Regions from separate parts of the Mus musculus genome. Here all the other regions are linked to region 2. A link is a loop called in an ENCODE intact Hi-C map of the cell type or tissue named here. Cell type or tissue: left cerebral cortex. All regions are shown on one strand. Region 1 holds the start of Glul (glutamate-ammonia ligase (glutamine synthetase)). Region 2 has its middle 3.5 kb from the start of Cacna1e. Region 3 has its middle 16 kb from the start of Gm30388. Region 4 overlaps Cacna1e (calcium channel, voltage-dependent, R type, alpha 1E subunit). Region 5 overlaps Cacna1e (calcium channel, voltage-dependent, R type, alpha 1E subunit). Region 6 overlaps Gm30388 (a long non-coding RNA gene). Region 7 holds the start of Zfp648 (zinc finger protein 648).

What was found. Hi-C counts contacts between places; a loop is a spot of excess contacts. Peaks named below come from ENCODE experiments on the same cell type or tissue, not always from the same donor. Only the 100,000 strongest peaks of a DNase experiment are listed, where the experiment ranks them.
Region 1: it touches region 2 in a loop (2.4-fold over the local background); 17 of 42 quality-filtered maps call a loop at or near these places.
Region 3: it touches region 2 in a loop (3-fold over the local background); 2 of 42 quality-filtered maps call a loop at or near these places.
Region 4: it touches region 2 in a loop (2.8-fold over the local background); 3 of 42 quality-filtered maps call a loop at or near these places.
Region 5: a loop joins it to region 2, with 2.9 times the contacts of the local background. A loop is called at or near these places in 6 of 42 quality-filtered maps.
Region 6: it touches region 2 in a loop (11-fold over the local background); 9 of 42 quality-filtered maps call a loop at or near these places.
Region 7: it touches region 2 in a loop (3-fold over the local background); 10 of 42 quality-filtered maps call a loop at or near these places.

Annotation. Positions count from the first base shown.
Region 1 is chr1:153,897,207-153,901,206 of GRCm38, reverse strand. It overlaps Glul (glutamate-ammonia ligase (glutamine synthetase)), which reads right to left and starts at 1,278. Exons shown (of 7, transcript NM_008131.4): 1 at 1,148-1,278. Gm38440 (a long non-coding RNA gene) reads left to right here and starts at 1,431. Exons shown (of 2, transcript XR_387481.3): 1 at 1,431-1,612; 2 at 2,457-4,000. It overlaps Mir8114 (microRNA 8114), which reads right to left and starts at 1,281; the gene lies at 1,171-1,281. In left cerebral cortex, no CTCF peak of the experiment used is centred here; DNase peaks (open chromatin) are centred at 1,336 and 1,922; H3K4me3 peaks cover 2,302 bases; H3K27ac peaks cover 2,150 bases.
Region 2 is chr1:154,727,421-154,731,420 of GRCm38, reverse strand. It overlaps a transcript of Cacna1e not described here. Among named protein-coding and RNA genes, the nearest start is that of Cacna1e, 3.5 kb to the right of the region's middle. In left cerebral cortex, a CTCF peak has its summit at 1,653 (motif pointing right); DNase peaks (open chromatin) are centred at 668 and 1,652; H3K4me3 peaks cover 12 bases; H3K27ac peaks cover 376 bases.
Region 3 is chr1:154,218,995-154,222,994 of GRCm38, reverse strand. No RefSeq gene overlaps it. Among named protein-coding and RNA genes, the nearest start is that of Gm30388, 16 kb to the right of the region's middle. In left cerebral cortex, no CTCF peak of the experiment used is centred here; a DNase peak (open chromatin) is centred at 2,233; H3K27ac peaks cover 294 bases.
Region 4 is chr1:154,530,564-154,534,563 of GRCm38, reverse strand. All of the region lies in intron 7 of Cacna1e (calcium channel, voltage-dependent, R type, alpha 1E subunit), which reads left to right. Among named protein-coding and RNA genes, the nearest start is that of Cacna1e, 190 kb to the left of the region's middle. In left cerebral cortex, a CTCF peak has its summit at 2,320 (motif pointing left); DNase peaks (open chromatin) are centred at 907, 1,176 and 1,859; H3K27ac peaks cover 2,053 bases.
Region 5 is chr1:154,416,519-154,420,518 of GRCm38, reverse strand. The region is part of intron 38 of Cacna1e (calcium channel, voltage-dependent, R type, alpha 1E subunit); the gene reads left to right. Among named protein-coding and RNA genes, the nearest start is that of Gm30465, 150 kb to the right of the region's middle. In left cerebral cortex, a CTCF peak has its summit at 2,033; DNase peaks (open chromatin) are centred at 1,545 and 1,975.
Region 6 is chr1:154,188,692-154,192,691 of GRCm38, reverse strand. Gm30388 (a long non-coding RNA gene) reads left to right here. Exons shown (of 2, transcript XR_003948053.1): 2 at 1-878. Among named protein-coding and RNA genes, the nearest start is that of Zfp648, 10 kb to the left of the region's middle. In left cerebral cortex, a CTCF peak has its summit at 2,264; DNase peaks (open chromatin) are centred at 1,972 and 2,349; H3K27ac peaks cover 948 bases.
Region 7 is chr1:154,200,929-154,204,928 of GRCm38, reverse strand. It overlaps Zfp648 (zinc finger protein 648), which reads right to left and starts at 3,742. Exons shown (of 2, transcript NM_001204908.2): 1 at 3,501-3,742; 2 at 1-889. The coding sequence starts at 832. Gm30388 (a long non-coding RNA gene) reads left to right here. Exons shown (of 2, transcript XR_003948053.1): 1 at 1-936. In left cerebral cortex, a CTCF peak has its summit at 2,123 (motif pointing left); DNase peaks (open chromatin) are centred at 10 and 2,115; H3K4me3 peaks cover 159 bases; H3K27ac peaks cover 81 bases.

The DNA.
Region 1 (4,000 bases), 830 kb after region 2:
CTGAGTAGTTTCTGCGGGTTGCCAGATGCACCCGGGGTCCTTCGCCCTGACTTTTACTCACCCCAGCCAATGAGAATCAAATGCACTGGGGTTGTACTCTCTAGACCTCCTCTTTTTAGAGCAGTGTTCATGCCTCTCCTCGTTCTCGATTTCTCGCTGGTCTAAGCAACGGAGCTTTTTGGGCGAGGGCGATGGAGTGGGGGACCCAGACCGTTCGGAGGGGGAGGTGCTGGAATAAGACGGGTGCGATTTAATCTTAACCCTCGACTTCTCCCCGGAGTTCACAGAGTAGGCAACGAAGCCTAAAGTATTAGAAGGGGACTCTGAGGACCGAGAATCTCCATCTTCTACGTCTTCAATGGTTGGTTTCTTTGAGTATTTGCGGCTGGGGGAGGATCCCCGCTTCCCGCCCCCGGAGGAGTTGGGGCAATCCACTTTGAAAGCAGCCTTCCCACTAAAATGTCCGGAAAGTCGGTGCCGCGACCCTCGGGCCCGCGTAGATCTCAAGGCCTCTCCCAGGGGGCCATACCCCGGCGAGGGTAGAGGCCGGGTGGCGAGAGTGGGGCGACCGCGGGAGGCACAGCGCGCCGCTGCTGCCTCCGCTTGGCGCGGCCTCTCCACTGCGGAGCCCGCCGGCCACTCCGGGGCTCCGGCTCTCCATTGTTCGGTCATATGGTAAAGGCCTAGGACACGGCGTTGGGAGCTGGGGAGTGGTGCCATCAACGCTTAGGACCACCATCCTCAACCAGACCACCCACAGCGTGACGACGCCCCCCAAATGCGCCGCCAGGAAGAGAGGATCAAGGCGCCTGCGCCCACCTAAGGCAAGAACCCTCTCCCGCTGGGACCACCGGAAAGCCCCCATCTCAGCGTGAACCCCAGCCAACGGCGCCTGCCTCCCGGGGCGGCGCCTCCGGCCGCAAGTATAGAACAGATCAAAACAACCCGCAACCCCGCCCTTCCCGGAGCTTGGCTCACAGCGCGTCCTAGGAACACCAAGCAGAGCCGGCCCGGGCCGCACGCTGCAAACACGCGGGAGGCACGAGCGCTGCATCCCGCTCCGTACAGCAGCTGACTGGAGCTGGGAAGTAGAGTGCGACCCCACAGCCCGGGCGGCCGTACATTCCTGGACCCTCCGTGCGCTTACCAGAGCGGTGGCCGGCCGGATGATGGATGGGTGAACAGGTCAGGAGAGCGAGGCGGAGAGGAGATGGGTGAGCGTGCTGTTCAGACACTCTGCTCTACTCCCATTCTCCGCTCTGCAGGGTCGCTGGCTGCTCGGTACTTTTTATTGACAGCTTGTGCCCGCCCCCAGTCGCCTTGATTGGCTGACCTAGGCCAGGAAACCCGCGCCCATCAGCTGCTGCGCGCCGGGGCCCTGAGGCCATTGGCCGAGGAACTGTGCGGGAGCCTCAGGGTGGGGCGAGCGAGACCCAGAAGAAAGAAAGAGAAAGGGGAGTGGGGGAGGGGAGGCAGCGGCGGCTGGAGGAGGGCCAGGGCCGAAGGTGCAGGATGCATTTGCAGCTTGCGTTCTTAAGCGACCTCTGGACCCTCGGACCCAGGCTGAGGCTTCCTCAGAGTCATTTGGCCTCGGCTCTTTGCTTCCTTAACGGTACAGAGGTTTTCGAGGAGATCTGTCACTGAAAATCCAGAACCCCAGAAGAGAATTTTACCCTTTGTTTGTTGAGCGAGCCTGGGGACGGGTTGGGCTGGGGAGAGGCAGGGAGCCCTGATCAGGCGCGGGGAGAGAGAGAGAGAAACACGATTCCCAGAACCTGGAGGACCCTATCTTCCTGGTTTCCTGAGTGGATTTGGGGGAAGTGGTCAGACTGTGATTTCACGGTTTAAACACAAGTGTGATGTTTCTATAAAGAGGATTCTGGACGTCCATAGTCTATTTGATGTTGCCTTGTGTGTGTGTGTTCCCGTCTCTCAGCCTTTCCTTGGATCTGCAAAATAAAGCAGATGGAAGGACTTTCAGAGCAGTTGACCGGGAAAGCAGGGTGGCAACATGCCTTTAATCCTAGCACTCAGGAGGGAAAGCGGGGGTGGCACACGCCTTTAATCCTAGCACTCAGGAGGCAGAGGCGGGTGGGTCTCCTGAGTTCGAGGCCAGTCTTCTCTACAGAGGGAATTCCAGGACAACCAGGGTTTCACAGAGAAAACAAACAAAAAAGCAAGAGGGGTGGGGGGAACCCCTGGCTTTGCTTCCCAAGTTGTTTTTAACTGTGTGTGTGTGTTGGGGGAGAGGGAATGAGAGTTTTCTCTTTCCTTTCTTAACCCTGCAGTGATGGCTGAGATAGTGTGTGAATACTGTAGTGAGACAAGCTGAAAATGTGCACAGAATTTACCTGTAAAAAAATAGACGTGGCCCATATATTGTTATTAATGCTATGCTCTGAGCAGTCTCTTTCTAGTACATGAAATCCACCTCATGGCTGGGCTTTATCTTTCAGGACTTCTGGCATTCGAGATGAAGTTTTCTCTCTAGATGCCAGAAACCCACGCTCTCAGTGCCTTTGGAAGAGGAAGGGATGAAGTTTGTGCTTCTGCTTCTGTGTATGCACCACAAATATGAAAAAGAAAGGTTGCCTGTGACCCCACACACATAGCTCGGCCTGTTAGGTCAACCTCTGTCAATTTCCCCTGAGTGTGTCTGACACAGTGGCTCACAGAAGCAGCATGCCCCACAGGTGGGGATTTGAATAGGCTTTGGACCAGAAAGGCACCTTGCAAATTCTGTGTCCTAGTCAGTACTGTGTGAAGCGTTTTACCATGAGGTTGTTCAACAGCGGGGCTTCACGTCGGGCAAACCCAAGTTCATTCTGAGTAGTAGCCAAATTAGTAGCCACACAAGCTCTGTCTTAGCATTTGTAGCGGGGATGACAGTGGGACCTGGAACATGAGGAGTGTTAGGAAGACGATGTCATCTCATAGGTCAATATAATCTGAAGAGACTGAGTCGTTTCTTTCCATGATTACTCTGTGTGTGCATGCATGTATGCACACATGCACGTGTGTGTTATACACTGCATCCATATGTGTAGAGGTCAGAGGATGACTTTAGGTGTCTTCTATCACCCTCTACTTTTTTTTTTTTTTTTTGAGACAGGGTCTGACATTGAACTTGTAACTGCAACTTAACTAACTTGGTTGCCCGGTGACTCCCAGGGATCTTTCTGGATCTGCCTCTGCACAGCTTGAAGAAGTTACCTGCATTGCAGATGACTTCTTACATGGTTGCTGGAGATGAACTCCGGGACCCTCATTCTTTTGAAGAGAGGACCCACCAACGGCACTGTGGCACTGGCACTGCACCCCCCCCCACCCCCCACCCCCTGCCCACTCGGGTGATGCAGCTTTCTGCCTCCGTAGTGAGCTGCGCCATTACTTAAGGAAGTAAGGTGTAGACTCAGCAACAATGGGCTCGGCTGTCTTCCCATTTCTTCTTTTAACTCTTCAGCTTAGGTGGTTAGAAAAGGGGTTGTCAGAAGGGAGAGATGTTGTTCTTATGTTAGGAGATAGTGAATTCCAGATGGCAGCTGCCGGTCATCAGCCAGGGCAGCCTTCAGCACTCCTCACCAGGCTCCACAATGGGAGCAGTGAACACGATAGAAAGGGCAATATTCCAGAGCACATGTGCTGTTTTCCATGGGTTTCTTGTGTTTCTGCCATGTGAGTGCCCGCTTCCCTTCCTAGACATGTTAACCTCCTTGGCTGCTTATTCTCCCGTAGCCCTCGAATAGTGTCCAGACTGTTCAATAAACACGTATTGACCCCACAGTACCATCAGCGGCAGCATCAAGAGAACATTTGCTCTGTTTCCAAGAATAGAAGCGGATTTGCTTTGATCCTTTCATGTGACCAGGAACATCTCATGTGACCACTGACTTTCAGGGGTAAACAGGCAGCTTTGCCCCCTTGGTCGGCCCCACATGTGTTTAAACCAGCCGAAGTAGGACCCAGACAAGTTCAAGGACTGGACTAGGGAGCTTTGAGT
Region 2 (4,000 bases):
CAAGACATGGGAAAGACACTTACACAGCACTTACTGTGTGATAGGTGCCACTCCAAGAGCTATATACAGATCAACGAACACTCTTTCATAACAGTCTATTGGTATGGTGTATTCTTATTTAATCCCCTGGGAGACTCTTAACTTAACTTCATGCCTTTCTTCTGCAATACTAACCTCATGTCTGTGACCTAACTCTTAAGCAAGGAAGACATTGTTTGACATACATCACCTTAACAGCAGCCACTGCAATAAGGAATCTGAGGCTTATTATTATCAGGAGAGCTGACTGCTGTTTCCCAGCTCTCTGTCACTGGAAAAGTCCCTTACTTTCTGGGCCTCAGATAACAAATAGAATATGTCTCACATCTCTGCAGCAAAGAAGCAGTAAGATGTCCTTAGTGCTGTTATTACTGAAGAGGTGTTGAGTTACCATTAAGTGATAGGTTCAAAAATTCCTTTGGGCAAGTTCCAGCTGTTTGATCAACTGATAGGTACTGGTATTCTGTGGTTCCTTAAACCCAGGTCTGCGAGATGCTCGTTCCAGGGCTGGACATTGTTATATAAGGATGTGAAATTCCATTTTCCGCCAGAGTCAAGGCTGTGCGGTGCTGTGAATGCCAGCAGCCTCCCGAGATGTCTGCATTTCCATCCTGCTCTTCTGCTCCGCTGTGCATTTGCACAAGGTTTCCTGCCAACTTTGTCTTAGGAACCCACTCCCAAGCCCTCTCTGCATTATGTTCCTTAGAGCACTGTTTTGCATAAGAGTCTATTTCTTGGAAAAGCTCAATAAGGAGAAAATAGAACAAAGGGGCCTCTGATAGTTTAAGCACAAGCCACCCGAGTGTAATTGGCAAGGCAGAGTGATCAGGATTGGTGGGAGGGGAACATGTCTTCAGCCAAGGCCCAGATTTTCAGATTCCTCAATGAGTGGCTAAAATCTTATATGAAGAGGGCCCAAAGCCTGTGAGGTCTGGAAAGATCTTTGTGAATGAATGGGGTAGATTCTCAACTCACCACTCTGTATGCCTTGGCATGTGCTCCACGGCCTGCCTGGTCTGGGGATACTGAAATGGCTTTGCCTCCCTTCTCTTACATACGAGGCTGAAAATACTCCTGTCAGTCTTCCTCGATCTTGTCTGACAGTTGAATTGTTCACAGGAGTATCAGGGATACAGGAAAAAGGATTCTGAAATGTAATAATCTGTATATGTTCAATAATCTGGGAAAGTTTTTCAGTGGCTTCCTCTGCTCCTATTGAATTCTGAGTCTGCAGATCACAGCTTGCAGGGAAACATGCAGAACATTTGGCTGCTACATCCTGAGCATCCCTCACCCCCGATCTCTCTCTCTCTCTCTCTCTCTCCTCCTCACCCCTCTGCTCCTCCCTCCCGTGTGTGTGTGTGTGTGTGTGTGTGTGTGTGTGTGTGTGTGTTGGTAACCTTGTGCCCAATAAGGGGGTATGAACTTCTTGGGAGCTGTGAGAGGAATTGCTGGTAGTGTGAAATGGAGGGTGTAGATCTCGACAAAGTTCCACTGAGAGTGGCATAGAGCTGGTGACTGATTTAGGACTTCTGAGCTCTCAAGGTTGGTTCCTGAGGTACTGTATTGCTAAGTACTTGTACTCAGAGTGCTGTCTCAGGAGTGACCAGTAGATGGTGCTCTGGCAACAGGGAAATAAGACTTCTGGCTCCCTGAGGCTGAGAAAAGGGTTTTCCAAGGGTTTTAAAACTGGTTTCCAGAGTTCTGATCAGTTGCTGCTTCTCCACACTTCCATTTGTGGTCTTTAAGAGAACAGTAAAACCAGGGGGAAACATACTTACCAGATTTCCATACAAGGATCATGATGGCAATGTTCTGGCCACTCCTGATAGTTCCCTTTAGTGTGGTTCCTGGAATATTTAGGCACCGGTCAGAATTCATCTTGAGAGTAGGAGGCAGGGCATCCACAGGCTTAGCATCATTGTGTCTCCACTTGATGATATACACGTTGCAATTATGTAGCATGGCTATTAGAAACTGAAAATCAGATCCATTAGATGTTTACACTCTGCCTTTTATCAGATCGGAACCAACACCTCATGACTCCGAAGCTCTGCTGTTCTGTGGTCTGAATCAGCACCTTAATTCACGCTCCTCTGGGCTGTGAGGGCTATAGTAGTGCCCTGCTGTAGGGCTTATGTACACTGGTAGCTATAACAATCGCTGGTGCAATTTAATCTTTAAAACGGTATCCACCTGACAAGTTGCAAAGTGAAGAGAAGGAAGCCAGTATAGAGACCCAGAGGTCTTAAAGCTCTCAAAGCTGTGACATTCAGGTTGAAGGGGAAAAGAGAAGAACACGCCTCAGCTTTGCTGCCCTTAAACCAAGCCCCCTTCTAAACCTACTGATGCCATAATATTTTCCCTGGCCCTCTGGGACTGCTTCTCCAAGAATCCTAATGAACTCTACCACAGAGCCATTCCTGCTCCCGAGTAAACTCTGCCTAGATGTTGGTAAAGCCTGCTCCGTGGGAATGCAGGAAGGCTAGGCTCAGCCCCATGAGGTCCCAGTGTGGCCAGTGTATTGTCTTGCATATTCTAGGCTTCTAAAGAATTCAGCAGTCACAGGACTCACAGAGTATGGAAGAAAGAGGAACCCGAATCAGTACTAGATTTTGGCTTACTGGGTAAAGAGACAAGGCAGGAGTCCTTAGTCTTTCTCGGAAGTACTTGTGGAAGGTAAAAGGCTAGTGTGCCCTGTTTAGCAAACAGACACAGAGGCATGATGAGGAAGGTGTTATGTCTCATCCTTGAAGTGAGCTTTAGAGCAGAGCTTGCTAGGCTATACAATCTCGTGGAAGTTATGAAAGACACATCATTTATGTCATCATCCATATGGCTCATTATTTAATCCCCAATGTCTAAAATAGTGTCTGTTGTGGGGAATGTACGCAAATATATTTGCTAAATGAATGGTTTGTATGGCTCCTCTGCTATGGAAGATCAGATTTTTTTTAGTCCCGTGAAGTTTACAGAGCTCTGAGATAGCCACTCTGTCTAGGTGACCATCTAGTGAGACTTCACAGCCACCTTCCTTTACTCTGTCTCCTAATAAGCTCCTCGGCAAAGTGAGATCACAATAACAGGTGGCACTGGCACACTTCCAGCCGAGATTTGATCTGAAATGATCTCCGATGAATCCCAGGGTCAACACTCGCTTCCTGAGGGCAGGGGTGATTGCAAGGCATCCCTGTGTTGAGGCCATTTCTTTGCATTTCTTGTACACAGACCCTTTTCTGTCACACACACCTACACACTCAACATTCTCATACAACAGACATGTATCAGTGCACACACATAGACACTCACAGACACATACAAGTAGGAATACACGTGCCCAACACCCAGACACCACTTTATCTCTTAATCAGTTAATTTCACACACTGCCTTTCAGGCCTGCCGAGGTGGCGCTGCCCTCATGGTGACTTCCAACACTGGGGCTTTGGTTTGCCTTTGCTTACGTCTTCAGCCAGCCCTTGCCCTCAGCGCTTCCTTCGCTTCCGTAGAAAGGTTATGGATACAACTATGTGTTGAAGCCAAGGGTGAACATAAGTCAAGGAAAGTATGTTCCAGACAGTGCAGATGATGGGAGGGGACAGGGATAGACTGTCCACGGAGTCTCCTGTAGGCAAGGACTAGATTGTTAAACACAGAGCTTCTTTCTCTGGACTACATGTCCTCCCTCTGCAGCTCAGACACTTTTTTTTTTAAAATGACATAGGTTTGAGAAGATCAATGGACCTTGGTTGAAAGTAAAAGGTGGTGGTGGGTGGGAAACCCCCTTTGTTAGGATTTTGAGGGCACTTTGCTTAGGCTCTCTGTCTGGGGATTGGAATATCTGGGCCACCTGCCAGGAGGAAAGTGGAACCCAATCTAGAAGGCTGCTTTGTAAGGTCCCTTAGGGTCCATAGGACAGAAGGTCCCAGAGAAGCAGAGGTACTTCTCTATGAGGTCTGTTAA
Region 3 (4,000 bases), 510 kb after region 2:
CCTTTTCAGTGAGCTCTGACTGCTACCCTGGTCAAGCTACAGTCTCCCCACGTCTTGATATATCACAGCTCTGTGCTTTTCTGTATTTTATGCCTTCATCTCCCTGGTGGTACTTCTTGTCCTCCAAAATTCCAGCATTAGATCATTACCCTAGAAAAGTCCAATACCTTCTCCAAGGGCAGACCTTCCCTCCACACTCCCAGAGTACTCTTTGATGCTTATCTTCACTGGAATTTTCTATACTGTGATGCCATCTGTTTACTTGTTTCTAGATCAAGTAAATAAAGCAATGTCTTATTATCTCAGTTGCAGTGAACATCCTGTAAGTGTTGTCTGTATGGACAGATGGAAATAGGAGGCAATACCTTCATGATAGGTGGGAGGGGAGCGATGACCATATGAATAGTTAGTATATTAGTTTTTTTGTTATAAGGACAAACTACTGGACAAAAGCAACTTAAGAAAGGGTCTCGTTTGCTGTTGGGTTGAGGGGATACATTCCCCCATGGCAGGGAGGCACGGTGGTGGGGCTGTGAAGTAGTCAAACATACTGCATCTACATCAGGAAACAGACAGGAAAGGATGGAAGTAGCTGGAGTCCTCAGTTTCTTTTTTTAATTCTGTCCCAGTTCCTAGTTCATAAAGACACTGCTGCTCACATTCAAGGTAGATCTTTCCTTAAACACAGTCAGATGCACCCACCTATCCATCTCCTTGCTGATTCTAAATCCTGCCAAGTGGAGAAAAACAATCATCACAAGACTGGAGAGATGGCTCAGTGTTCAAGGGCATAGGCTGTCATCCAGAGAACTCGACTTCAATTCCCAGCATCTACTTGGTGGCTGACAATGGTCTATAACTCAGGTTCCCATGGATATAACACCTTCTTTCAGGCACTAGGAACACAGGTGGTACACAACCATACATGCAGATGAAATGCCTATACACATATATTTATTTTTAAGTTAAAAAAAAAGACAACTCATTACGTTGGGAAAGTAAGCAAATGATATAAAGTTAGTTTGTAGAGTCTTGGGAAGCACAAATGATCTTGGCATGAGGTCAGGACATCTGATAGAAATGCATGGAGATATCCGAGTATGTAGTACTGAAAGTTTTCTAATGGGAAAATTATCAGTGAAATCCATGCTAAAGTTAATAAAGACTGTTTTTCATAATAATATTAGTTTTGTATTATTTAAAATTAAGGTATAAAATGCTAGCATTTCTCTCTTACTAGTCTTTATTTCTTAATCTCCAGAGAAAATATTATTTTAGATTAAATTAATAAATATAGTAATGTATATGTGTGTGTATTCTATATATGTGTGTGTATGTATATGTGTATATATATATATACATATATTCTATGAGATAAGGTCTCCCCCTGAACCTGAAGCTGGAATGTTTTGGCTAAGTTGGTGGCCATTAAACCTCAGCAATCCTCCTGTCTCTGCCTCAGTCTATAGAGTTGGTATTATAAGCATAGATGAGACCATGAATGGCTTGTTACATGGATGCTAGGATCCAAACTCAGGTCCTTATGGTTATCATATGGAATCAAGTACTTTTACCCACTGAGGTGATGCTCTAGAACATTGCTTCTCAGATCGTTACAGTACAATTCATAACAGTAGCAAAATTACAATTATAAGGTAGCAACAAAATAATTGTTTGGTTAGGTGTTGTCATGGTTTGAATATATATGCTCTGCTGTAGACTCGTGTGCTTGAATGGTTGGCTCATAGAGAATGCCACTATTGGGAGGCATGGCCTTGTTGGAGAAGGTGTAGCCTTGATGGAGGAAGTGTGTCGCTGTGAAGGTGTGCTTTGAGGTCTCAGATATGCTCAAGCTATACGCAGTGTGACACATAATCTCTTTCTGCTGCCTGTGGATCAAGATGTAGAGCTCTCAGGTCCTTCTCCAGCACCATGTCTGCTTGGATGCTGCCATGGTGGTTATGGGCTAAACCTCTGAAACAGTAAGTTAGCCTCAATTAAATGTTTTCCTTATAAGAGTTGCTTCAGACATGGTGCCTTTTCATAGCAGTGAAACCCTACCTGAGACAGAAGTTAGCACCGGGGACTGAGGTATGGCTGTGATAGGCCTGACCATTTTGTTTGGAGGTCTGTGCAATTTGAGACTTTGGGTTGGGAAAGCAGTAGAATGCTTTAAGCACTGCTAAATGGGCCATCCTAGCAGAAGCGTGGAAGACAGTAGTGCTGAGGGTGAGTCAAACTGTGGGGGCGGGGGATGGCTTAAGAGGTTTCAAAGGAAAAGAATTTTAGTATGTTGCTTACAGATTGTTCTTGTGATATTTTGATGAAGAATATGGCTGTTATTTTGTCCCTGTCCAAAGAGTCTGCCTGAAGCTAAAGTGAAGATTTTAGATTAATTGCATTAACAAAGGAAATCTCAAAAACAGCCTGGTCTAGACTGTTGTGTAATATCTACTATTGAATCTTAGGAAGAGTGTTTTGATGAAAAGGAGCAAGGTAAGCAAGGAAAAATACAAAATGTGTGGTTCAAGGAGAAATGGGGCACTTGGAAGTGGAATGGAGCCAAATCCTGTCCCCATGTTTTGGAATGGTAATGTGTATCCTGTGCCATTGTATGTTGGAAGTATGTGATCTGCTTTTTTAATTTGACATTATAGGAGATTACAGTTAAGAGATTGCATGATCTTCAGGGAGATAAACAGATTAAGGTACTAAATGGAATAAAGGGAGTGAGTGGTGACCTCAGGTACCATAGGGTACCTGCCAAGGAAAGCTGCTAACAGGGAACAGAACCAGACCGAGAGAAAGAAGTGTGTTGCAGTCAATAAAGCTGAAAGGAGTTGGCAATCTAAAGAGTGCTTTGACATCAGACATGGAGATAGGGAGGGTAAGTGTGCCCAGCTGGTTTTGGGTCTTGCTTGGTCCAGTATTTCCTCACTATGTTCCTGTCCTTATGTTTTGGAGTGGTATTGTATATCCTGTGTCATTGTACGTTGGAAGTATGTGATCTGTTTTTGATTTTGATATTTTAGGGGATTACAGTTAAGAGATTACGTGGATCTCAGAAGAAACTTTGAACTTTTGAACATTGTTAAGACTGTGATATACTATGCAGACTTTTGAAGTTGAATTAAATGCATTTTGTATTATGTTATTAGTACAAGCCTATGGGGGCCAGGAGTGGAATATGGTGGTCTGTCCTTAGACTCATGTGTTTGAATGCTTGGCTCATAGAGAGTGATCCTATTAATAGGTGTGACTTGTTGGAGGAAGTGTGTCACTCTGGAGGTGGGCTTTGAGGTCTCAGATATGTTCAAGCTACATCCAGTGTAGCACATGATCTCCTTCTGCTGCCTGAAAGTCAAGACGTAGAACTCTCTGGTCTCTCTCTGACTGCCATGCTTTCCACCATAACGATAATGGACTAAACCTCTGAAACTGTAAGGCAGCCCCAATGAAATGTTTTCCTTATAAGAGTTGCCTTGGTCAAGGTGTCTCTTCACAGCAACGAGTCATGGTGTCTCTTCACAGCAGTGAAACCCTAACTAAGACAGGGGTCGCCACAACATGAGGAACTGTATTAAAGTCTCACAGCATTAGGAATGTTGAGGGCCACTGCTCTAGGAAGTTATTGAAAATCTGTTGTTAACTAATTATTTCTGTGATTATGGTACCTGAAAACATGAATTTAATAATAAAAGAGCCTCATTTTTAATAATAGTTGTATTAAAAAGAAAACTTCAGACAAATTAAAATTAGCGGAGTTTATTTGAGCAAAAATCAACTGATTAATCAGGCAACACTATCAGAAGAGACTTCAGGGAGCATCATCTAGTGATGAAGCGGAGACCGCTTATAAACTAGACATGGAAGCAAAATAGAGAAACCTCCTGATGGGGCGCACTGAGGCCCTTGGGTTGTTTTGGTGTGTTCTGGTCACTTAACTGCTTATGGTCCAAGACTGCCTTTTAGTGACTTCCGAAGCCCAGCTATTTGTTCT
Region 4 (4,000 bases), 200 kb after region 2:
ACTTGTACTGAAAATGTAAAGATGCTTGTTATTGCCTTTATTCCCTAAATAATAGATTGCCAATTTGTTGAGGGAGCGTGAACAGATAGCACCTGTAGATATTTGCATGTAGGGTATTGGGTATCCTACAGCCAATTTCTCACGATGATGAGGAAAACTTACACCAGTTCTCACTACCCAGAGGGCTTGCATCTGTCAGGTTCATGTCTATTCAACTAAGAATCCCTGTGTCGATTGGCCTGTTATGCTCCCTTGACCTGGTTGGTGGGCAGTGTAACAGAGCATGGGCTGTCAGGAGGAAGAGAGGCCTCTGCCATAGGCCATCATGTGTATGCTTACTCTCATTGTCTTCCCCTGGGTTACCAGAATCCCAGATAGTGTTATTGCAGAGGTCCTCCAGGTTGTCAAGCAGCTGTGTGGACCATACAACTGCCTCATCTCCTGGGTCCTGGTTATAGGCGGAAGCATGCAACCCTCCTTCAGGTGATTGTGTGAACCAGGTGGGAAGCATACTTCTTGACTTCCTCAGATGGTTTGCATCCCACGTGAAAGTTCAGGTTCTTTCTTCCCTGTTTTGATTCCTTTTCCTTCTCCTACTTGCCTGGTTTTAGATGGTAAAGGTTAAAGCTATATAACTAGACAATCAGTGCCTCAAATTTTCTTCATCGAGGTATGTCTCCTCCATTCATTTTGGTAATGGTAGGTCCTCTGATCTCAAGGGGAAACCCCCTGTAAAGCACATCTGAGGGACAGCCACTTTCTGTCTCCTAGAGTTATAGTCCTCTTGAATGTTTCTGAGGGCTAGACGTGAAAAACAAGACACAGCATGTTTGCGGTTTATGTAAGCAGGAAGAAATATATCTGTTCCCTGCAGGAGAGAGAAACACAGCTGATGGCTGCTTCCCAAGCCTTGCTCCCAAACACCACAGACCACTGGGAGCCTAGGAATATTAACATGAGCCATGAAGATGGGGTGATTTCATGTAACCAGTCAGGGGCATGCTGTACTGAAATGTAGAGCATGTGAGGAAAAAAATAATTACCTGACAGAGATAATGGTCTTACTGTCTTCTGCATTTTGCTTCTCATGCAAAACACATACGTGGTAAGAGGAGGAGAGGGAGAGGAGAGTTCATGAAAGGGAGAAGAGGAGGAGAAATAAACTTTGAAAATTCCGGTTGCCATGGCAACATAATGAGCTCCAAAAGTGGCATCTCTGAACCAGTTTTGCATGGGAAGATAGGGGAGCCCAGAAGGGAAAGAATTAAAATAATAAAAACAATAAAACTGCGATCATGAAGTAAAGGACACAGGCAAAGAGGCCAATAGCACTTCCCAGCCGAGTCTGGAGGCCTGGCTTGTCAGCTGCTTGCCCCCAGCTGGCCATAGCTGAAAAGGTGTAATCTATGTCCTGCGCTGGATGATCTCACCAGTCCCTGACTCTGGACGATGTGACGCTAAGGGATTCTGACAAAGAAGACCCTGTGAATTATATGTGGAATGCACTCTGCTCCAGAATTGTCGAGAGCAGCAGGTCTCAACCTTCCTAATGCTTTGATCTTTTAGTATAGTTTGTTCCTCATGTTGTGATGGCCCCCAGCCATAGGATTATTTTCTTTGCTACTCCATAACTATAATTTTGCTACTCTTATGAATCGTAATGTAAATGTCTCTGTTATCTGATGGTCTTAGGCAACCCCTGTGAAAGGGCCATTCAACCTCCAAAAGGGTGATGACCCACACAGTGAGAAACACTGTTCTAGAAACAAGGCTGTGATCTTGTTCTGTTCCTCCCTGGCTCCTCCCTTCCCTCTGCCCTTTCTTATAAAGAGCCTAAGTGTGTTCCCTTCAGTGAGCTTCACTGAAGTCCTGCTACCAGTGAGGCTGCCGCATCACTCAACCCACTAGCTAGGACAAAAAGTCCCTATGCTGGGGACTTACTACTCCAGATGGCTCTCCTCTTCAACATGCCCTAGAACAATACATGCTCATATGAAAGAAGGCAGCACTGAATGCTTAAAAGATACAGACCAAGAAAGATTTGTAGGCTGTTTGTTTGTATGCCATACTCAAATTGAAAACGAACCCAAAGCAGATTAGAAATGTTACTTGTAACATAAAAAAGATGTGTTTTAATGAAGATACCCCTTGATATTCTATTGTTCTCACTCAATAGTGTTCATTTCTTTCTCATTAGAATGATGAAGGAATTTGTAATACATACCCTCTCATCATGTAACCATTGTTTATCTAGAAACATTTTGAGCCAATCTATCAATTAACTTGTTCTTAGAATGGTTGCAGTTGGGGATCCTGCTGCCACCTTGTGCCTACTTGATATTGGAAACCTACCAATATTTGCCTGTATTCTAGTACGGCTCTTCCAATAAGCAGTGTGTCTGACAGATGCCAATTAATATGTTTGAAGAATGAATGAATGAATGCATGAATGAATGAATGCTTTATCTGAATTAAAGAGTCAGATCCTCATTATACAGTGCCATAACTTGAATTAAACATGTCAAGCTTGACAGAGGATATACAGATGAACTAACATATTACAATGAGTACAATGAGAGTGGCAACTCTCTCTCTTTCTCTCTCTCTCTCTCCCTCTCCCTCTCCCTCTCCCTCTCCCTCTCTCTGAAATAAGCAAATCGTTTAATTGATTATATTATATCTATTAATTTTATAGCCCCTTTTGTATATTAGCCAGGTAAGTAGTTAATATTTATATAATGAGTTCTATACTTTAGAACAATTAGGGGATGAGGGGAACTTCCTTTTCCTTGCTTCCTTCAGAAAATGATTCTGGTCCCCACCCTCCTCACACATAACATGTGAACATAGAAGACTGGCTACTCTTGGTCCTTTGTATCCATGAGCTGTAAATCTAAAGAGTCAGCTAAACTTGGATGAGAAATATTTGAATGCAGTAATCCCACCTGTACCAAACATCTATAGACTGCTTTTCTTAATCCCATAAATAACACAGACCAACAACTAATTACACAGAATTCACTTTGTGTTTTGTATTGCAAGTGACCAGAGATTTAGAGAGTCCAGGAGGGTGTGTGTAGGTTAAGTGTCACTTTATAGAAGGAATTCTATTATTCAAGGGATTGAACATCAGTGGACATTGGTATGTGCTCTAATCCACAGATATTGAGGGCTGTGTGTTTCTGATTCTTTCTCCTATTAGGCTGGTTTGAGAGTTTTGAAGGTTTTGAATGGGCCCTTACTAAAAGAAGAAGAGATACCCTAGTGTGATGGTTTTGGATTAAAAAACTAGGAACATTAACCCATCTTTTAACTGCATACATGACTGTTAGCAATGTTTTTCATTCTTTGGGGGCCTCAGTTTGTCAGTCTGTAAAATGAATATTATAAGACGTCAAAGGCTATCACTGATTAAATTGGAGACTGAACCTAGACAATGCCTATTACAGTAGAGCTGTCTAGTAGCATATGACTTTGATCCTTAAGGACCTCTTAACTCCTGAAGTTGGTACTAACCCTCTTTACTGCGAAGTTAAGGGTTTGTAAGAGCCTCTGAACATCTAAAAAATGATAAATGCTATTATTACATACTTTCTCTCTTGTGTTTTTTTCATATCCATGTATAAATCCATTAGTCTAGGAATGGCAGAGCTGCCCAAACAGATCACAGTCATCTGCATAACTGGAAAGTGGATTTATGAAAGACAAAGGAATATGGGGGGAAATTAAAACAGAGAAAAATTAACAAAATGACCCAAGTAACCACAGTAGCAGGAAAATGTTTTATATTCTCTATTTAACTTTCACGAAAAAACTTGGCAAGATAGGTAGTGCTCCCCCCTCCCCCCAAATCACAAGATGGACAAAAACAGGGGCTCAGGTGCTTGTCCAAGGATATCCTGCTGGGAAAAGGAGGTCTGGCATTTTAACTTAGGCTTTTCTTAATCCAAAGCATATGTACTTTGTTTGACACCCTGCTGCCTTCTCGAAATTGCACAAA
Region 5 (4,000 bases), 310 kb after region 2:
TCTTTCACTGTCCAATAGTTCCGATGTGATGTGACATCTAGACTTTAGAGCGGGGATCAGCAAATTACCACCTGTCAGTTAAGTTTGGCTCACTGCTTTTACAAATGAGTTTTTATAGAGGTACAGTTACAGCCATTTGTCTTCTCTATTGTCTATGGCTGTGCTTGCACTAGAGTGAAAAACTGAATAACTGGGACAAAGGTGGTCTGACCTTCCAGTTCAAAATATTTACTATTAAACTATTGCCAAAACCTTCACTCTTTAAAAAAAAAGTCTTTTGACCCCTGTTTCAGGAACAATGACAGTGTTTTTAGCCCTTGCTGATGAGGACAGTATGACATTCTATGAATGAAAAGCTTTGCTGGCCCAGGCAAACTTAGCTTCTGGGTCTTCACTCCCCACTCTCCCCATTCTGGTCCCTCTCTGAAAATACTTGAGGAAATGCTCTTCTTCACAGGAGTGGACCACCGTTGCTTCCACCTGATACTCCCTTCATGATGTGTGATTCTTCCCCATATCTACCATCTGTGAAGCTGCTAAACCTGGGTTAACTGTTGACAGGGTGGATGGGTGAATTAGAATTCCTTTCTCTTCTGTAATAATGATCTAGGCCATGGGGAGATGTAGATCCCTTCCTGATATAGCAGCTAAGCAACAGATTTTTCTTGCTGTACTCAGTTTCCAACAAAAAGTTTTAGTATGCAACCGGCGATGGCTTGGAGGACAATGATGCTCAGCCTAAATCTTAGCCATTTTCTCACTTTGGACAAGTGATGTAACCATCTATCAAGTGGTGGTAATGATACCTACCTAGCCTGGTGTGTGTTTGTGAGCATGTAACTATATCATGCATACTACTGTTAGGTACTTGACAACATGGTATGTGAATGCAACTCAGAAATGAGGAGAATTGCCATCTGTAAAGCATTTATGGCCTTGATTTTGGATGCCTATTCACTCACGTAACTGAAGAGACACTATCTGCTACCAAAGGATGGCATCACACATCTAGCCTCACTCGGACATCCTTGGCTCTTGGAACCAGCACTTCCTTTGGTTTTATTTCCTCTGTGGCTCTAAGTGCCAAATGCCTTAAAGATGCCCCCACTTCATTGCAGTTGCTGGGAAGAGGCTGCAACAGGACTAATCATGAAACTTGGTCACATGAACTGAGAAGGAAAAACAGAGAGGAACTCCTTCTGTCATTTCGAATGTCTAGAGAATTACCAATTATTCTGGTTACATCTTAATTGGTTTTCTCAATGGAATAAGGTTGTTGAGAAGAAACCAGCAAACGTGCAATGAGTCAGGGTCTTCATATAAAGAAGCAATGAGTTGAAAGCCACTACTTACTACTCTTAAGTAAAAATAAACTGACACATGACTACTTTCCATCATTCCAAGGGGCAAGAGACTGGGCATGCCGGTGAGCTACTGTCTGGAAAGAAACAAGACAAATCAGCACCGAGTCAGGAAAAGGCTAGAAAGAGTGAAGCTGAAGAAAACATTTGCTTTGATAACGCTTCCTAAAAGGATGCTTAGATGGAGATAGTGTGCTCATCGTTTCTATGGCAACCCCCGGCCTGGTCCAGGGTGCATACTGACTTTCAGATCCCACCATGGCTTCCTTGTTCTGGTCCCTGACAGGGAAGATGTTTTAACCACTGAGAATTAATCCTATGCCAGTTATTCCATTTCCACAAGAAGCCAGAAGTCTCTTGAAGGTTCCTGGAAGAAAAGGTTATCAAAAAAGGGTCACAGTGTTCCTGGAATTCTGCAGGATCAATCTAGACCCTGAGTGGCTGGAATGGAGCTGCAGGGAAATATTTCTAGGGCATCTTTCCAGATTGTTTTTGGACACGAATCCCAGTAGGCTCCTGTGGAATAGAGCAGCGTTTACCCAAGCTGAACTCAGTATATGTCACAGAGAGATCCAAAGCCCTTTCAAATTCTCTCACGCAAACTCTGTTTCTTGCTAATTAGCCTAGTGGGAAATTTGTCTCTCACAGTCTACAGAAACATGCTGACTCCCCACTGCCCCTGACAGGTGGCCCGTAGTAACTGCCTGTAATCAGTATGGGTGTGAAAGCAAAGAGTTCTGTAGTCCACACGTTGGCAACCTGACATCTGCTCTGGACAGTGGCCAGAGACACACTGGCTGTCTTTTTGCTCTTAGAAGCCTAGCTGGAGCTTGGGCTCCTCAGGCCAGGAGTGAGCCACACAGGTATTTCTGGGTACCTTAGGCATTAGGTTCCTTTGGATATTAGATGGACTCGGATTTCCTGAGAAAATTGGGAGAATAGTTTGGCAAGGTGGTAGGTAGTTCTCTGGTTCTCATCACTCTGGTCTGATTATGTCAGGCACCAATAAACTGGCCTTACCTCTTTGGGACAGTCCCTGTAGGGAGAAGCCATCGTTTCTTCCCCATTCTTTTCTGAGTATCTTATTAACCCACCTGTGCTTTCTTTCCAGCGGCAGGATCCCGTATAAGGATATGTACAAATTAGTGCGGGTGATCTCGCCTCCTCTGGGCCTGGGAGAGAACTGCCCCTACAGGGTGGCTTGCAAGGTTTGCCCCCCCAGTCCCCAGCCATGACCTGCAGTGGGATGCAGCATCTAACCCTCTCCGCCCTCTGCTCCACCACCACTGCGCCACATGAGAGAACCTTCATGTTGCTTACCTTTGAGTTTAAAGAGGCCCAACCCCTCCCAGAACCAGCAGCTGCCGTATAGGAAGAAGGGCCATTTTATGGTGAAGGCAAAAGAGAGTTAAAGACTTAATACAAAGGCCACTAGAGTCACTCCTTTTGGCTTTTCCCACAAATATACTGTTGTGCACCTACACATACATCCCCCAGTTTACCCTAGCTTGTACATTCTACCAAAGGACTTCCCCCTTCTCTGGGATGCAGAAATCCTCTAATCAAGCAAAAGGGTTCTGATTTCCCTTCACGAGACCTTCATTTTCATTGAACCACATGATTTCAGTGAACCTAGTCATCCCTACCCCTGCTATCCCTCACAGATCCTGGGTGCTTTTTCCAAGATCAGCAATAGAAGCTGTAGGACAGAGGGGAAGAGGGCAACAGGTAAACATGGTTTAAAAAGCATAGAACTATTAGAGAATTTCATAGCACAGAGACTAAAATAACCTCAACAGACACAGAAGGACCTTGAACTGATTATTTAATGCCTTTGGTGCCTGCCAGTCACACTTGTAAGAGGTCTGCCGTAATTGCCAAGTCACTACTTCTTGGTTAGACCAACAGGTTCCGAGATATAAGTTCAAACTCTGCATTACCCAGGATATACAGTATCCTAGTCGCTTTCCCAAGCCCAGGACCGCTAAATATGAACCCTGCTTCAGGTGCTATGGGAGGAAAGCAAAGCAAAGAGCTGCTCAGGCAGCAGAAGATACAGGCTCAGGAAGGATGTCTGCCTAGGTGATGGATGGAGCTGACTTGGGATGGTGACCCTGATTCTGAACTCAGGAGGCTGAACAGCTGCCTCTGCTGAGACTCTTTAAACTCCACCCCAGTGAAACCTGCAGCCGCATGTGGGAGAGCTGGGGAGGGTAGCATGGCATGCAAGATGCTCTTCTTCCTCCTGGTTTTGTTTCTTCTGTCCCCAGCATGCCATCAACCTGGTGCATGCTGGGGAATAAAGAGCACTCTTGTTCACGGAGCCAGGTGGAAGCAACGGGGCGACTTTCTGACCAGCAATCTCAGCCCACCACTTTCAACGCAAACGGCCGCCGCCTCCTGCTGCACACATACCACAGAGGGGGGATACACGACGTTCTGCCTGTGGGTTCAGGGCAAGGGACAGGCCTGACTTCTAGGCCAGCATCCCAGCCCCAGTAGGGGCCAGAAACTCCTACCCACGGCTGGAGCACCGTCTATCCGGTTTATACCGCTCACGCACAGCCCTGGGAATTGAAGACATGCTTGTGTTACTTTGGGGTTAGATGCAGTGAACCACAAAGCCAGCCCAGCACTAA
Region 6 (4,000 bases), 540 kb after region 2:
GGGAATCCTGCTCCCCCCAGAGGAGCTGGAGGAAGGCTTGGAGAAGCAGAGGGGGATTGTAACACCATAGGAAGAACAATGTGGGTTGGCCAGATCATCCAGTGCTCCCAGGGACTAGACCACCAACCAAGGAGTGTACAGGGAGGGATCCATAGCTCCAGAAACATATGTAGCAGTGGATGGCCTTGTCTGACATCAATAGGAGGAGAGACCCTTGGTCCTGTGGAGGTTTGATGCCCCAATGTAGGTGGATGTGGGAGTGGTGGGGTAGGAGAGGGTGGGTAGGTGGGGGAGTACCCTCATAGAGGCAAAGGGCAGGGAGAGAGGGCAGATGGGGGGGGTTGTGGAGGGGTAACCAGGAAATGGGCTATCATTTGAGATGTAAATGAATGGAATGATTAATAAAAAACAGAAAGAAAGAGAGAGGAAGGAAGGAAGGAAGGAAGGAAGGAAGGAAGGAAGGAAGGAAGGAAGGAGGGAGGGAGGGAGGGAGGGAGGGAGGGAGGGAGGGAGGGAGGGAGGGAAGAAGAAAGCCGAAACTGAGCATGTTAGCAAATGTATTTAATCCCAGAAGTCAGCCAGCAGTAGGATCTTTATGAGTTGAAAGCTGACCTGGTCTCACAGTGAACTCCAAGCTGTAAGCCCAGGGCTACATAGAGAGACCCCATCTCCAGAAACAAAATAAAATATAAGCAAACAAAGAGTCAGGCAGAGTATGCCTGACCAAGCCCTAAGGAACAAACCAATCAGCAACATTCCTTCATGGCTTCAGCTCAGATCCTGTCTCTAGGTTCCTGCCTCGTGGTTCCTGCCCTGACTTCCTTCTGTGATGACCTATGATATGGAACTGTACACTGAAATAAATCCTTTTCTCCCAAGTTTTGTTGGTCATGGTGTTTCATCAGAGCAATAGAAACTCTGACATAATAAAAACTATGCTTTATATTCTGGTTGTTTTGATTCATGGTCAAAAAACACTTGAGGCCTTGGAGGTCTCCCCAAACTATCCAGGTCGTGGCCATTGCCTTTGGTTGCCCACTGGAACTAGATAGTGAGACACCACAGACATTGGTTACAGAATACAGAGAAACCATGCTGTAACCAGGCTGGCAGCTTCCTTCCTCCTCAACAGCCTTCACGGTGCTGGAAGCTACTCTTCAGGTAACAGAGAGAAAATTCAGCAGTAGTTTTCCCAGCTGGGGCCCTTGCAGCAAACAGTGGCTAATGTAGAGTCATGGAACAGAAAGCAAGCGACTATGGATTACTTTACCTTAAACAAGACTACACACCACTATTCCATGGCTCAAAGAATATCATGTAAAAGAGGATAGAAAGACTGTAAGAACCCAAAGGTGGGGCCGAGGGCAGTGGGAACTCTCTTATGGACACATCATGGCCAAGGCACACCTGAACTGACAACAGCTGTGCTTGCCTCCATAAGCCTGCACAAAATGAAGCACAAAACATTCATAAGTGGGGAGGGTCTTGTGGGTGCCCCATCCCTCCAGAGACACTCACAGCAGTCTAGGGACACTTAGGGGATGCAATTCTTTGTCTTTCACTGCATATGCACCAGTGAGTTACTCGGGATCCAGTGGAGAGCTTCGAATCCATGCTCATGGTAGTGGTCTTGACTAAACTTAGTGGGTCACAACACAAAAACCAAAGCCAAACAAAAAAGCATCAAAGTGGGGTTGGGCCTTGAAGATAGAGGGAGCCTGGGAATTAATTATTAATTAATTGAAAAACCAGAGAGCTTGAAAATATCAACTCTATCAACCCTGCCATACAGAAGCACAACATGAGCAACTAATTATGATAATTCGGGGTTCACCCGGTCCACATATCACCTAGAATCTACATCTCAACAAGTTCTGGCAAAATTCTGACGCATGAGTCACATCTGCACCGAGGAGAAGCCAGATACCAAGCTGGCACGTGGAGGAGCCCGGTCATGTCTCGCTCTGCCGGAGAACTCAGAGCCGCCTGCGGACACTCTGCCGCGTAGAGGTAATACAATGGACAGTAAGGAGAAACGGATAATTGGCTTTGCCTGGGCTTAGGGGAGTCTTCCCATAAGAGAAGGCTTTTGCACTGGCTTCAAAGAATGAAATCTGTGTGTTTCAGGCAGAAGACAAGGATAATTGTCGCCCTGCTTCCAAATTCCTCAGCATCTTTTCTGGTTCTGGAAGAGCAGCCCCGGATTTTCTCTCCGGACCAGGCTGTCGCCTCCTGACTCCCGATACTCGGGCTCCCCCTGTGGTACACAAGAACACCACCACTGGGATTCTGGCTTCTGTCACCGCAGCTGAGAAAGCTCCTGGCTCTTCAGTCTTCCCAGGTCACACCACCTACAGACACTGGCAAGGGTACAAGGGGCCTTTTCTTTCCAAGGCCCCCATCACGCCCATATGCCTCGCCTCACAGCTGTCTAAGTCGGCTGCCTGAACACAGAAGCAATTCACAGAAGAGAAGGAGAGGCCACTGAGGTTTCCATAAAAACACACCCACTTCTTCCTTTCTCAACGGCTCCGTGCCGGCACGGCCTGCTCTGGCTGTGGGTATGAAGCCAGGTTTCTTGAAAGAAATTTCCTTGTCTGATGTTGGACTTCTCTGAACATGTGGGTTCTCCCTGGCCAGAGTGAACTGAGGCCCTATCCAGTCTCACACCACAGCAATGAGCTTGCTCGGTACAGGGCAAAAGAGCAACATGTAACAGCTGTGTGGAGCTGGAGAGAGAACACATGAAGAGGAAAGAAAAAGGAAGGGAGAGAGGAGAGGAGGGGAGGGGAAGGAGGGGAGGGGAAGGGAGGGGAGGCGAGGGGAGGCGAGGGGAGGCGAGGGGAGGCGAGGAGAGGCAAGGAGAGGCAAAGAGAGAAGAGAAGAAGAGAAGAGAAGAGAAGAGGAGAGGAGAGGAGAGGAGAGGAGAGGAGAGGAGAGGAGAGGAGAGGAGAGGAGAGGAGAGGAGAGGAGAGGAGAGGAGAGGAGAGGAGAGGAGAGGAGAGGAGAGGAGAGGAGAGGAGAGGAGAGAGGAGAGGGAGAGGAGGAGGAGAAAATAGTCCCATTGCCATCTATGCCCCATGACTCCCCTCAGCAGTTAATGGAGTGTGTGGGTCTCTCCAAATGTGGCCCCCAAACTAAAGGTAGTGTCTGACCACATGTGGTCTAATGATTTCTAGCAGAATGCACCTGGCCAGTCCTCTCTCTAGTTTGGTTGTTCACTAGACCAAGAGTGTTGGCCTTGATTAATGGTCACACCAAGTAGGCCCCACAGTAATGGTGGCATAGCATATACTGTGCTGTAGTAGGAGAGGCAGACTTCTGTCTCTGGTTAAATATGTCATAAGAAGCAGTCAAAAATTTGGGTACAAGACACCAGTGAGAGACCAGTGATTCTGAAGGACAGGAAGGGATGTGGGAAGCAAAAGATTAGCAGGATAAGCCTCAGACAGCCCAGGCAGGAAGTATTATAGCAAAAAGCTTGCTGGCTAGAGGGCTCAACATAGACTGAGAGACGTGAATGTTCCAGAATGCAAGTTGGGAGAGACAGGGAGCATACAGAGAATTCTATCCTGGAGGCACCTCTCTGAGCTGAGGCAAGCCCTGAAGAGAGCCGACAGGCAGAGGGTGTCTGCTGACCACATTCCGTGCCCAGATCCACTCAGCAAGAAGTACTCTTGGGTGGAAGATCCCGGCAGGCAGCATAGCCTGCCTGTGAACATGACCTCTGTATCCAGGAGTGACACCTAAGCTCTCACCTCAACCCCAAGGAGAGGGCCATTGCCATGGCTAAGAGGCTTGTCCTGTCCCTCTTAGCGCTGCTTCTCTAGCCACGCCCTCATCGCCCTTCCCCCACCCCATTTACTCTGCAAGGCCTCTGCCCTCCACTAACTGAACCAGCCACAGAAATGAGCTCCATATGGCAGCTGCCAGAAGATTCTTTTACAGATCCCTGCCCAGGCTACCAGCCTCCACCAACTGGGTGCCCCTCCCTTCTGAA
Region 7 (4,000 bases), 530 kb after region 2:
CGGAGGACCAGGTGTACGCCTTGTCGCAGAAGGGACACCGGTATGGCCGCTCGCCTGTGTGTAGGCGCCGGTGCTGCTGCAGCGTGCTGCGATGGGAGTAGGCCTTCCCACACAGTTGGCACACGTAGGGCTTGGAGCCATGATGTTCCGCGGGGACCTGAACTTTGGTGGACTTCTGGAAGGCCCGCACACACCTATCGAGACCCTCCTCTTCCTGCCCGCTGCCTTCTGGGCCCGCCTGGCCCTGGACTTTTCTACTGCTCCGTACTTTTACTAACAGGCTGGCAGGAATGGTTGGAGTCTGAACTAGTGTACTCTCAGACCTGGGAAAGTGCTCCAGAGAGTTCTTGTCTAGGGAAGATGCCTCAACACTGTTCTGTGCCTCAAAATACCCTCCACTGTCCAAGAAGCTGTTCGGGACTTCTGAGGCTGGGTCCTTATTTGCCTTCTTGCCTCCGTCACTGCCCACGGAGTCCCTAAGGGGCTGTATCTGAACTTTGTGTAATAAACTTCTGGAAGGGGCACCAAGAGCCTCCTGTAATTTGGGGGAGTCTCGAATCTGGGTGATCCTCGATGCCTTTTTCCCCCCGTTGCTGGTCTTCCCAGGCATCTCCCCAGGTTTCTGCGCCACACACCCAGCACTGAAGCACTCAGGCCAGTTCTCTTCCTCTTTGCAGGACTGAGTGTCAAACTGCGAGTCGGTGTTGTTCTGAGTTCCTGGGGAGCCACCCTTCCTACCATCCTCTTCTTCACTCTCCAAGCTCATTCTCAGCATCTGAGTGCTGCCAAGGGGCACCTTGGTCCACCTATCCTGGGAGTCCACCTGTGCCATGGTGCCTCTTCTATTGCCTGCTCCTCCCAGAAAGAGCCTTCGCTTGGCTCACAGCGCCTGCAGAAAGCGAGGGTGAGGGAGGGATGTTGGAGGAACAAACAACAGTGAGTGTGCTTAATCTCCTTCCTAGCCAGAGAATATACGGCTCTGTTTCCTACCGATATCCATGCCAGGTACATGGTTCATATTGTTGGGCATTGTGGGATGAAGGAGGCTCTGGCTCCTCTGAAACTGTCATAGCCAGCCATCTTCCCTTTGAAAATCTTGTTTGCTAGAAGCCCAGATAGAGAGAATGCTGTCAGAGATGATTGGAAGTAGAAGGATTTGCTGGGTGCCTGTGCCCCAAATGCTAGCAAAATAGAGGCTCTCTGGACTTGGGGAGCTTGATGAAACAGGCTTTAAGACACCTCAGACACTCACGGTGTCCGCCAGTTGGAAAACCAGGTTAGTTCCTGATGTCCCTGCCAACAGGACAGATGTGTTATCCTGTAACGGGCATCAGGGCTGTCTCCCAGGCATTGAGCTGTGTAGGCCACCTTTCCTGAAGGCAAAGAATGGTCCCCCAGAAAAATGGGGCGATGACACAAGACAGCAGACAGGTTTCCAAGCCTCCTGTCTGCTTACGCAAGGCCTTTAAGGTCTTTGCAATGAATAAAAAGGCCTTCTCCCATGGAAGGTGAACAGAGACAGGGAGAAAGGGATGGTCACCTGGAGTTTAGGTTTACACATGGGAATTCATATTCTATGTTCATCTTCAGCTGCAATGTTTAACCTTTCCCTAAGTTGGCCATATGAACCCCCGTGGCTTACATACCTACATGTTCCCCAAATTGACAAGCATGGACCTAACATTTGGACAGCAAGGCATGCAATATACAATATTAAGGATGGCAGCCAGATACTGGAAGTCCTGACTTTCCCGGCTTTCTGGGCACTTTCTCTGCTATTTCCCAGACACATCTTTACTTGTTCCTTCCAGAGACCTTCCAAATAGAGGCTGCTATTATTGTATCCCCTTTCATCTTACAGACAGGACCCTGAACTTTAACGAGGTCTATGACCAGGGCCACCCAGCTCACAGACACCAGCTCAGGCCCTTCTCTCCAATTCCATGGCTGTGTGTAGAACCTCAAGCGCTACTACCTCTTAGCTGTGGCCTCCAGAGCAAGGCCAGCCCTGGGGTTAGGCCTTGCCAAAAGCAGCCACACACAGCATCCTGGAGAGGGAGCGCTGCTGCTCTCTGCAAGCATCAAAGCCCCTTGTGTTTGCTGGGCCAAGAAGCCTTGGCTGTGCTGGCTCAGCACTGGACGCCTCCCTGTGCTCATTGACCCAGATTGCCCTCTGCAGGAGAAAGAGGCCAAGGCCCTCTGAGAGTTGGGATGCATGCTGCACAGACTGCTGCTCTGGGTGGCCAGGAATATTAGTCACCGAACAGTATCTGTCACCGAAGTCCCTCACTGACTGCACCACTTTCCACCCCCACCTCAGCAGGAATGACAGGAGACGTCTCGTACTCGGCATGTCCTGTACCTGTCCTCCCCCACTCCTACCTGCTTACTGCCTGGTGTGTGTGTGTGTGTGTGTGTGTGTGTGTGTGTGTGTGTGTGTGTGTGTGTGTGTGTGGAGTACAAGGAAGCTTCCCTTCTTATTTTGCGTACAGAAGCTGTGGATTAAGAGAAGACGTATTGTAGACCTACCTGTGTTCAGTATTTCATGTCCCTCTGTGTCCCGAAGCCCAGGGGTATTCCTTTTGATACACTGAGCTCATAAGATGTCAGAGTATGGCTGAGGTATGTTTGGACCAGAACACTAAGTCTGGAATATTTTCAGCATTTTGGAGCTTGGAGATCAACTATGTGCATGTGTGTATGTGTAACACACAGAAGAGACGCAGTGCTAGCAAACTCCAGATGATTAGCACACTGTGGCAGGTCTGGAGTGCCCTAGCTGGGGGACAGAGGGACGCTGGCTTTGTATGAAGTAGGTACCTGAGGTCTCATTCTCGCTCTGTGACAGCATACTGTGTATGCTCATCCCTCTTAGTCCACTCTGTGGAACATTCACCTTCTCTATTTGTCACCTATGTGTGCCCTGTTGTCCATAGCCTGTGTCTTATTCCTCGCCTCCACAGGGTATCAGGGTTCTGCTAGCTTACCTTTCTCTGGACTCTCAGGGCAGATTGCCTTTCCTGACAGAGAATCCCTTTTCTGGTAAGGCCCCATTCCCACTGAATACAGTCACCCTGCCTTCTCCCTTCCAGAGCAGTCGAAGACTTGTTCTTTCTCAGCCAGGAAGAAGGCTAAGAGGAGATCAGGGAGTCTGGGTACGGTTATCTGGCAAAGTCCACACAAATGTACCTTGTCAGGAAGAGGACCGCTGAAAAGGTGCCGGGTCTGGGACTTCTTCTCCTCTCCAGATGTACTGGTTCTGCAGCCTTGAACTTCATCCACACCCAGCAGCCAGCCGTGGCCCCGGTGCAGGCCCCAGTTCTCCCACTCTATACCCAGACATGCTTCAGAAGCCTGGCCTGGGGCTTGTTCCTGCTCCTGCGCCAGCTCCTGCTCCTTTCCCTGCCCCCCTGCCAGCTTCCTCCACCTCCCGCCACCTCCCCCCTCCTCCTCTGCTTAAGCCCTTGCCCTTTCTGGCTTCCACATACGCAGTTGCTTACCTGAAAAAACGCAGACGTGTGGAGCACCTTGTCCAGGCTTTTGTCTCACCTCTCAGCTACTGGAACCAGAAATTCCTGAGAGCAGAGACGATGTCTCCATGTCTCTGTTATCTCACCCTTTCTTTCCTGTCCAATGCAGCAGCTTCAGAGAGGGGCTCAGGAGGTGGGGCCAATGTATTACATTCAACCTTCTTGCCTACATCCACAGAGCAGCCTGAGACTGCCCTCTCTCTGCCTGAACTGAGCTGAAACTCAGGCTCCCTCGGTTCCCCGCCTTCCCTTCCTGCCACAGCTGGCTCTCCTCCCTTCCACTCCCTCCTCAGAGGCCTCTCAGTCCTCCTGCAGGTGGTCCTGGGCCTCCTGTCTGTCCTCACTCCTTCCTCTCACAGAGCAAGCCATTCTTCCTTCACTCCTGCCCTGCTGTGCTCGCGAACCTCCAATTTCATGTCATTTTCTGGGGGGAACATTTCAGGAAAAAGCCTCTAACAGCCCTTCCTCAA